2 separate regions of the Homo sapiens genome follow, and region 2 is linked to region 1. The links are chromatin contacts, found by Hi-C or POLR2A ChIA-PET in ENCODE. All regions are on one chromosome and are shown on one strand. Each heading gives the region's core, a stretch centred on a gene start or an enhancer-like site at or near the end of the contact. The rest is flanking DNA. Distances are from core to core; before and after follow the strand shown.

What was found. A loop is a pair of places that touch in the nucleus more often than their neighbours do. ChIA-PET counts read pairs that join two places held with the same protein, here RNA polymerase II (POLR2A). Pooled maps may share reads with other maps.
Region 2: a loop to region 1 is called in a map of PC-9, with 6 times the contacts of the local background. The contact joins two enhancer-like sites. A Hi-C loop is called at or near these places in 10 of 168 maps with a recorded cell type or tissue (A673, CD4-positive, alpha-beta memory T cell, CD8-positive, alpha-beta T cell and 7 more), 3 of 37 single-sample maps with no recorded cell type and 18 of 50 pooled maps. POLR2A ChIA-PET finds 5 or more read pairs at or near these places in 1 of 52 experiments (activated T-cell).

The regions. Positions count from the first base shown.
Region 1 is chr4:98,466,045-98,471,297 of GRCh38, reverse strand. It overlaps TSPAN5 (tetraspanin 5), which reads left to right. Exons shown (of 8, transcript NM_005723.4): 8 at 1-931. Among named protein-coding and RNA genes, the nearest start is that of TSPAN5, 190 kb to the left of the region's middle. Within about 2 kb of position 3,562, at least 11 of the 41 ENCODE cell types and tissues checked have a DNase peak (open chromatin) inside an H3K27ac peak, as active enhancers do.
Region 2 is chr4:98,746,104-98,751,415 of GRCh38, reverse strand. No RefSeq gene overlaps it. Among named protein-coding and RNA genes, the nearest start is that of TSPAN5-DT, 90 kb to the right of the region's middle. RefSeq lists enhancers at 2,860-3,410, 3,411-3,961. Within about 2 kb of position 3,520, at least 4 of the 41 ENCODE cell types and tissues checked have a DNase peak (open chromatin) inside an H3K27ac peak, as active enhancers do.

The DNA of each region.
Region 1 (5,253 bases), core at 2,313-4,812:
AATTTGGAAACAACATTGACCCAGTCAAAAGCTTCTAATGGTTTCTTTTTCTTCCTCCAGTTTTAGTTTGCTTTTATTAAAAAAAGAAAATAGTGCATGGCCATAGCTCCTTCAGTTCTCTTATTGCAGACTAACCATCAGGATGGTATCAAAGCACAAATACTTTGGAGGGGAATGCGTTGAACTGGGGCAAGTACTCTGTAACACAAAGTGGGAAACCACTTCCTGGTGCTGCCGCTCCTGCCCCCACTTTAGGTGGGAGGGACGAGTTTTGCCCTCTAGATTTTAATCCAGCTGGTGTCCACCGGATGTTGCCCTCCTGGGGAGCAGATATCAGTCTGTGGAACTCTGGGAAAACCACAGGCACATTTTTCGGTGCGGACAGATTTGCCAGCACATAACTGGGCAGCCAGCTAGAATACTTTGTGGAAATTAAGCGAGGTTTTCCATTTCAGCCCCATGGTGCATGGTGGTGGCCGATGAATGTGTCAGTCTGCTCAGAGAAAGGACAAAAAGGAAATTATTTTCAAAACTGTGTTCACTGTTTGGGTGTGTGTATGGCTCTGCATGTGTGTGTTTTTGTCTCTGTATAGGTAGAGGTATTCACATCTTACTCCGACTGTAAGGTTGTCTTACTTCATCTCTGCCCCCACCACAGTTGCCATTTTGTAATGTCCTTCCAACATGGAGAAGACACGAGCTCTCTCCAGTTGGCATCATTTGTCTTTTTTGTTGATTGCCTCATTCTCCAGTGAACTCCATCTGGCCAATTGATTCAGAATCAGGCAAGATCCCTGCCCTTTGGCACATCCACTGAAAGGCCAAACAGCAAGTCCGAGTGAGTTTTAAATATTAATTAATCACCCTTTATTTTTTACACTTGAGAGTGATTGTAATAAAGGCTGTCATTAATAAACTTGGTTCTACCTTACATGGTGTGTCTTTCTTCATTACTTCTTTCTTGAAATTGTGAAATTTTCGAATCCAGTGGTTCTCAAACTTTAGCAGGTGTCAGAATCACTGGGAGGACTTGTTAAAACACATGAATGCATTTGCTCCGTGCCCATAATTTCTAACTTAGTAGGTCTGGGGTGGGGCTGGAGAATTTGTATTCTGATAAGATCGTAGGTGATGCTGTTTGCGGCTTGTTTGGGGACTACACTTTGAGAAGCATTGTTCTGATCCAGTTTTCTAGGAGGGGAAACAGAAAGGTAAGATTTTGTAGTTGGGAAGGGAAAGGTTCCTTTGTACTTAAAAATGCTGACTGACAAGACACAGAGGCCAGAGCCTCGTATGTAGGAAATCCCTGCCCATGAGGTCATCTGCTGGTTACAATCACTTGGGGACCATGTGAAATACAGATTCCCCAGACCTTACCCCTAGCAGTTCTGGAGTGGGAGACAGGGTAATCTATGTTTTAAAAGCTCCCTTGAAAATTTAATGCCTGGTGGGATTTATGACTTATGGGCTTAGATAAATGTTGATAATATTCACAACCTTTTATATAAGAAAATAATTTCTCACAGTCCCTTGGAGCTGGAATCTTAAAAACCCATTAGAGAAACGTCAGCTTAAATGTCTTTCATTGTGAATTATCACTGCAGAAGAAGACTTCCGTCGTTAGAACTGATTAAATACTTTTTTCAAAGATCAAATGAAAACAAATTTTAAGGTTCATATAGCACACTTAGATCCTGACAACATAGTGTCAGACTTGTTCAAGAAACGTTTTGCCTCATATCTCAGATATTTGAAACAACGTTATTTTGATTTTAAGGAAATTTATCAGTGATGATTGGAGATGGCCAATCCCTGCTTCTTGAGTTTTCTTATTGTCTACATTGGCCCTCTTTGCTTGTTGCAAACTATAAGCCAACAAAGGAAAAAAAAATGACAGCTCAGAAGTAAAAGGATGCTTTGTCTATAAAACTCAAAAACTTGGAGGAAGTTTCTTCAATGTGTAGAAGGTAGACTTTAGGGGAAGCTTATTAAATTTCTCTTTATTTCTGTTGTTGGGCTGGTTACCACTAACATCATTGCTCCTATAATTTAAAAATATACAGTTTTTAAATGTGAACTCAGGAATTTAAAAATATTTTGCATCATGAAGTACTTAAAGAAGTGCATTTCCTTTGTTCTTCCTCTTCCTTCTCCCAGGGAGTAATAAACCTGGACTTTTCTTTCAGCCTTCTTCCTGCCACAGGTCCCAGTTGTCCTTTCCTCAAGGGGATCCTCAAAGTGTCTCTTGGAGGTTTCTTGTGCAAAGTGATCATTCATTTCCCCGTGTTTGTGTGGGCAGGAATGGAGTGATTTTGCAGTTTCGTCTGTTTCCGGCTGGCTTGGACAGGCGCCCTGGGAAGCCTGTGGGCTGAACAATGAGGAGCTGGAGCCCAGTGACCTGGCAGGCCACCCCAACTCCCTTTGTCATTTATTCCACGAAGCCCTCCTTCTCTAGGGAAATCCTGTTTAGACCTCCAATGAAGAACTGGGAAGCCCTCTATAAACGCTGGCCAGCAGGGTTTCATGGCCAGAGCTCTCTCCAGTGAGGCCATGGGGCTGCTTCTAGGTGCTGCCCAATTCCAGAGTGAGAAGCCTAGTCTTTGAGGAGGAAAATGCAGCATTTGCCTGAAAAATACATTAACATTGGCTTTATCATGATGACACAATAAAATCCATAGAAAATCTACACATGATAACAGACAAGGCAGTCAGATGGGGGTGGGGGGGTGGGTGGGGGCAGGGAGCACGGCGGAGAAGCCAAACTCTGAACTTGGAGCAAAGCCATCCTTACACTCACCCGAGCCTTTTTGTTTGGAGGGGTTTGCCACAAAGAGTTTATAAAATTACAGTTTTAGGCCAGACAAGGTGGCTGGCTCACACCTGTAATCCCAGCACTTTGGGAGGCCAAAACAGGATGATTGCTTGAGGACAGGAATTCAAGATTAGCCTGGGCAACATAGCAAGACCCCGTGTCTTAAAAAAATGAAAAAAAAAATTTTTTTTAATTAGCTGGACCTGGCGTCATGCACCTGTACTCCCAGCGACTCTGGAGGCTGGGGCAGGAGGACAGCTTGAGCCCAGGAGTGAAGTATGATCGCACCACTGCACTCCATCCTGGTTGGCAGAGGAAGACCCTGTCTCTAACTTAATAAAATTACAGTTTTTAGGACTTCTTGAGGGATTAAGTACAGCTTGCTTTGGCGTTTTCATGCTGAGTGGTTCTCTTGTAAACTTGCCGCTGGTGAGAGGAGGCTGATTTAGTCCCTTCCTGTTATCCATTAGCCGGGGCTAAACCTCTGGGGACCCGCACTGGCCATTGTGATTTATTTTTCCACTTCTAGGAATTCCCAAGTAAAGTAAATCTAAGGGAAGAGCAGGCGAGTTCACGGGCTTTCACTGTAAATATGCCCCGAAAGGAAAGCAGTAGCAGGCTTCCCACGCTCTTGCCCCATACCGAACGCACGCTTGCATTCTCCGTGGGGGAAAGCTACTTTTCAGATACGGAGCGGACCTTCAGGTGCTGTGTCAGCTCTTGCATTTGCAGAGCAACTCGTTTGAACGGGAACGTTTTAATGGCCTGCCCTCTAGTGTCGACTGCGTAAAACCACTCCGGACTGGAGTTGGAATAGTTCAGGGATAAAAACACTGTATGTTCAGAGGCGCTTGTGCTTTGGAGAAACTTGAAGGTACACAGCTTATGTTGCCTGCTTAGGGCGGGTAGGTGTTTTATTTCCTTTACACGCTCCTGAAAATGGCAAGGCTTGTTTTGGAAAGATGAGAGAACAGGACGTTTTGCTCCCATCACCATCTATCCTGCTTGGGATCTTGCTGCTGGGAGTTTATCGCGGCAGGATGGAGCTGGGCCTTGTCCTCCCACCAGTTTTCAAATGTGGTTTCTAGACGACGATGGTGACTGCCTAAAGCTGCTCATCTTCCAGGCAGAGGCACTGTCCTAAAGGTGTCCTCAATGGGGCTGGGAGGACAATGCTCTGCACCCTCCCTCCCAGGGAACACCACCCTCCATTGGAACTTCAGAGGTTTTTGTGACAAAAGGCCCCAGGACCCTGGTTTGCACTTCAATTCCTCTTCAAAATGAGCAACTCTCCAGAAACAAGGAATAGAACATCTTTATATTTCTTCTAAAACCACCAGTGTGTTACTTCTACACACTGTACTTAGAAATACACACATATATGCATACATACCACCAGTGTGAATCACCTGGATTTTGCTTTGGTCTTGTCAGAAGCGTTTGAACCAGAACAACTCCATTGTGAATAGGACCTGGGTAAAATGAGGCTGAAACCTACTGGGCTATGTTCCCAGATGGCTAGGCATTCTAAGTCACAGGATAAGATAGAAGGTTGGCACAAGACACAGGTCATAGACACCTTGCTGATAAAACAGGTTGCAGTAAAGAAGCCCACAAAAACCAAGATGGCGATGAGAGTGACCTCTGGTCGTCCTCACTGTTACACTCCCACCAACGCCATGACAGTTTACAAATGCCATGGCAATGTCAGGAAGTTACCCTACATGGTCTAGAAAGGCGAGACATGACTAATCCACCCCTCGTTTAGCACATCATCAAAAAATGACCATAAAAATGGGCAATTGGCAACCCTGAGAACTCCTCTGTCTATGGAGTAGCCATTCTTTTATTCCTTTTTTTTGTTAATAAATTTGCTTTCACTTTATAGACTCACCCTGAGGATGGCTTGAGCCCAGGAGTTTGAGACCAGCCTGGGCAACATAGTGAGACCGTCTCCCTACAAAAAATTTTTCTAATTGGTGGACATGGTGACACAAGCCTATAATTCCAGCTATGTTGGAGGCTGAGGTGGGAGGATTGCTTGAGCCTAGGAGATGGAGGCTGCAGTGAGCCATGATTGCACTGCTGCATTCCAGCCTGAGCAACAGAGCAAGATCCTGACTCAAACAAAAAAAATACGTAAAAAAGAAAACAATCAGCTGGGTGTGGTGGCTCACACCTGTAATCCCAGCACTTTGGGAGGCCTAGGCAGGCAGATCATGAGGTCAGGAGATCAAGACCATCCTGGTAACACAGTGAAACCCCGTCTCTACTAAAAATACAAAAAATTAGCCGGGTGTGGTGGCGGGCACCTGTAGTCCCAGCTACTCTGGAGGCTGAGGCAGGAGAATGGTGTGAACCCAGGAGGGAGAGCTTGCAGTGAGCCAAGATCACGCCACTGCACTCTAGCCTGGGAGACAGACTGAGACTCCAACTCAAAA
Region 2 (5,312 bases), core at 2,271-4,770, 280 kb before region 1:
TTAAAATTTTGAATTGTTTTTATTTGTATCTTAAAAAGTTATTTTTCTCCTAAGATATTTTAAAGTATACATTAAATTAAAAGGCAAATACAAATTATAACAAATGACTAACAATTTTTAAAAAATAATTTCAACTTTTATTTTAGATTTGGGGTACATGTGCAGGTTTGTTATGTGGGTATATTGTGTAATGTGGAGGTTTGAGGTAGTTCCATCACCCAGGAAGTGAGCATGGTACCCAGTAGTTTTTCAACCCTTGCTCTCCTCCTTCCCTCCCACTCCTAGTAGTTACCACTGTCTATTGTTGCCATCTTTATGTCCATGAGTACCCAATGTTTATCTCTCATTTATAAGTGAGAACATGTAATATTTGGTTTTCTGTTCCTGAGTTAATTTGCTTAGGATAATAGCCTCCAGCTGCATCAGTATTGCTGCAAAAGACATGATTTTGTTCTTCTTTATGGCTGAGTAGTATTTCACGGTATATACATACCACATTTTCTTTATCCAATCCACCATTGATAGGCACCTGGGTTGATTCCACGTCTTTGCCATTGTTTGCAGTACGATGATGAACATACAACTATATGTGTATTTTTGGTAGAACGATTTACTTTCTTTTGGGTAATGGGATTACTGGGTTGAATGGCAGCTCCAAGTTCTTTGAGAAATCTCCAAACTGCTTTCCACAGTGGCTGAAGTAATTCACATTCCTACTAACAGTGTTCAAGTGTTTTTCTCCAAAGCCTCACCAGCATCTGGTGTTTTTTGGCTTTTTAATAATAGCCATTCTGACTGGTGTGAGATGGTATCTCACTGTGGTTTTGATTTGCATTTCTCTGATGATTAGTGATGCTGAGCACTTTTTTATATGTTTGTTGGCTGCTTGTATGTCTTCTTTTGAGAAGTATCTGTTCATAAAATGACTAACATTTTTAAAAATCAAATTTATTTAAATATGTCTAGATTTTCAATTTTTTAATACATGTAATCAAATCATATTAAATACTTTTATTAAAAATGACATCATTGCCAGGCATGGTGGCTCACGCCTGTAATCCCAGCACTTTGGGAGGCCGAGGTGGGCAGATCACCTGAGGTCAGGAGTTTGAGACCAGCCTGGACAACATGGTGAAACCCTATCTCTACTAAAAATACAAAAATTAGCCAGGCATGGTGGTGGGCACCTGTAATCCCAGCTACTCAGGAGGCTGAGGCAGGAGAATCGCTTGAACCCGGGAGGTGGAGGTTACAGTGAGCTGAGATCACGCCACTTTACTCCACCCTGGGTGACAGAGCAAGACTCCGTCTCAAAAAAAATAAAAAGGATGTAATTTGCAGTTCTAGTGCTTAATGTCTATCAAGCTGCCAATACAGAGAATTGGTATCGTACTTTGAGCAGGCATTCTAAAAACTTTTGGTTTCATGATTCCTTTAAACTACAAAAATTACTGAGAACTCCAAATAGCCTTTGTTTACATGGAATACTTTATCGATATTTATATCTTAGAATTAATACTGGGAAGTTCCTAAAACACAAGAATACATTAATATAGACACCATTAGCTATCAGAGCAATAATGGCATAATGTGTCTTACAGCCTCTAGAAAACTCCACTGTACACCTATGAAACCATGAGAAAAAAAAGGCAAATACTGTCCTAAGAAAAAACAGTTCGATCTCACAGACCCTAAAAGGCTCTGGGGACTTGAGGAGTCCCTAGAACCACCAACCTAGAACCACATGCTACACATTTAAGAACAATATACATTGTTTAATACTGCAACATGACCTTTGTCCTCATGTGCCACTGTTGCAAATACTGTGCTAATCTGTGAATACTTTTGCATCCACCAAATGGAATCTGAAAAGAAGCAAGAAAGTGGGCACTCACCACTACTACTAAATGATACTTCATTATGCAAGAATCTACTGCATTAGAGCTACCTAACAGATGGCTCTGACAAGTTAATTTGTCTTTTCTCTTACTTAAGTACTTCCTCCACTTTCCCTAGGGACCCTGAGTGGTATTAGTTCCCAGAGCTGTGCCAGCTCTCATCATCATATTCCAAATGCTACTTTCTGGGTCTTCTCAGCCCCAGCCAGTAACTTTCCAGTATCTTCTAATTGGAAATTCAGTTATATTCCCCCTTCCTCAGGGTTTTCTTCCTCCCCTTTTTGTGGTGTCTATCCTAAACTCCTGGAGGCTTATGGAAAATCCCACTGAAGCCACCAGAGGAGGAAAATGGGTCCACTCTGGTCTCCTATCACAGCCCCCACCCCATCCCACGTCACCTGGACCAGCCTTGTTCTTGGTGCGCACAGCCCATGGTGCTTACTCCTACAGATGGTGAGAGCCCATCTTCATATGAGTGTCCATTCTGCTCCCACTTAGCACCACGGAGCTGAGGATGCCTCCAAGACTGCAGCCGCAACTTTCTCCCATCACTGACACAAGTCTCGTAATCCAGGTCTCCTACTTCTTGGATCTTCACTTTGACCCAAGCAATCCTGGAGCAGCACTGCTCCTCTCTTTCTCTCTCAGTTACCTGCAAAATCTTCTGGGGCACTTGGAAGCCACTAGGAACATGGGGTCAGCTATTGGCCCTCTGGTGGTTAGATCTTCCATACCATTTTCCTGTTGGCCTTCTCCAAACAGACATCAAATATCCAGATGAAGAACAGGACATGAGTTCTCTCTGCCTTGGATCTCTTCATGTTTCATGGGGCATCTGGTCACTCTTCCCCCAGGATGTATTCCAGGGTATAGAAGCACAGTACAGGGACTTCATGCTATAATTTATAATTTTCCTTGACTGCAAACTCTTTTCCCTCTCTCTGGCTCAAAGCTCTTTATTGGTCATGATGGCAGAGCAGATGAGGTACCTGCTCTGTATATTCACATACCCCCTGTAATCTCTCCAGTTTTATGCCAGAGCCCTTAGTGTTTTCCCTAAAAAGCTAAGGTTGTTTTTTTCTTTGCATCTCTACTCTTTCTATCCAGTCTCCACTGGAGCAAATGTAAGCACCATGTCTCTGGGCCTGATGAGAGTGGTCAAGGGGATGAACATCGGCTACCACATTACTATCTGCTGCCTACACTTTACTCACTAGATTTTGTGCTCTTTCCGCCTTTTTTTTTTGTGGTAAACATAATATGTTTTCAGCTGATTATTGCTTATTCATGAACATAGATCCTTTGTGGTTTGCAATACAGTCATTAAGATCGTTGTACTGTTCGGCTCCCTTGCAGTCACAGGAATGAATTTCATGCTGAAATAGGACCATGAGCCCAAGTGCTGGCTGAGGCCCACTGGGCTGGGCCTTCTGGCTTGCCACTTAAAAAAGGCTTGCTATGGCAAGGGTTTTAAGCTACCCGCCTGGTCTCCCCACAGTCCTTCCCTACTTCCTTGTTCTAGTCACTTTACAATTGCTCCCTCCGGAGCTTGGCTACTTTCCCTAAGGCTTTTTCAAAGGGCCTCTTATGTGCACATCCTCCTATCTTTTCACGCTGAGGATTACTTCAAAGGCTCAGCAGCCATGGGAAGGGAAGAATGACAATAAAATAAATCCCAACTGCAGAAAGGTTTGCTTTGGCAACTGCTTGATTGTTCTGTAGGTGGGGAGGTGCCTGCTCTGACCTCTGCAGCTCACTGGTCCTCACAGCTCATTACAGATGTTTTCCTTTGGTCTGGTTTCTTACTGTCCCTTCTGAGGCTCTGAGCCCCTACTTCTAGCAGGCTTATGTAAATTTCCCCAGGCCTCAGCTGCTCCTTCTTCCATTGATCCCTTTATCTGTTGCCAAGACTGATTCTCCTAATCTTGCTCTGAGCCTCCGTGTTTCCACTCAGGAGGGGAAAGTCTCAAACACTCTGAAGGTGGGGCACTCTGCTATTTTGCGCTGCAATTTATTTCAAGGTCACTGGGCAGGACTAGAGTGAGTGACCGGAAGACTGGCCTATCAGAGAACCGGCCTATCAGAGAGCCTGCCCATCCAGAGTGCTCAGAAAACACTTGTGGGCCTCAGTCTAAATCCTGAAACCCTACCTCCAGTATTGTTGCTTTGTGCAGGGGTTGCCAATTAAAAATAAAAAATAAAACGTTGTGTGAACCAAACCAATCACTGGCTGAATTCACCTGACTGATCCCCAGTTTAGGACCCTGGAAGACTTGCCTGAACTGGGAATCCTTAATTCTTTTTAAATAATGAGGGCCTTCTCTTGTAGTGTTTTTTTGCTTTTGAAAAAGCCTGAGTCATAAAGTCCAGGAATCTGGCCCCACAGCTGCCAGGATAAATGTCTGCTTAGACATCCACGGGGATGTCTGTCCTTCAGTTGAACATGGAGGTCTGGCTAAGTGAAATATTAAATCCTTCTCTTGACGAAATAGGGCCCAGAAAGCCTCCTTCTTTCGTTGCAGACCAGGCAGGTCCCTACTGACTGGATGGCTCTTTTGCTGCTACTACTATCAAGTGAATCCAGTGGATAGGGAGGTGAAAAGGCAGGACACCCATTGATCTTTTTGGTTCTTTCCAGAGGTTCCATATCCTTGGCTTGCCTCTCATGGCTGCTGCCTTTCCCTTCCCCACTGACTCACCCACACCATGAAATGTCAGTGCAGCTGGACAAACACAGAGTGCCCAAGTTAAAGCACTAAAGACCTTTCCTGGGGCCTCAAGCATGTTGATGATGAGAGATTGTTTCTTAAAAGAAAACAGTCCCACAGAGCCTATGCCACCTGCTATCAGACACTTCCTGCCTGTGTGATATAATTTGAGAGTTGGGCTGGGCACGGTGACTCATGCCTATAATCCCAACACTTTGGGAGGCTGAGGTAGGAGGATCATTTCAGCCCAGGAGACCAGCCTAGGTAACAAAGCAAGACCCTGTCTCTACCAAAAAAAAAAAAAAAAAAAAAATTAGCCAGGCACAGTGGCAGGTGGCAGGAGGTTGAGGAGGAAGGATTGCGGGAGCCCAGTAGTTTGAGGTACCTGTGAGCCATAATGGTGCCATTGCACTCCAGCCTGGGTGACAGAACAATACCCCAACTTGAAAAAGAAACAAAATTTAAAAAATTGAAAGCAATCTTTTATGATGCATTCTCTAAATTGCTCTGAATTCTTTAGGAGGTAAATTATTTTAGTTTTGTGTTTTGTTTGCACTAAGCTAACTTAAAAAGTACTAGGACAACAAATGACCCATGTGAAATTCTGTCCATGCAATATTAGATCAAGACATGGACTAATATGGCAATTTCCAGGAGTCCTGATCGTGTGTGTGCATGCGTGCACGCAAGCGCACTAAGAACTCAT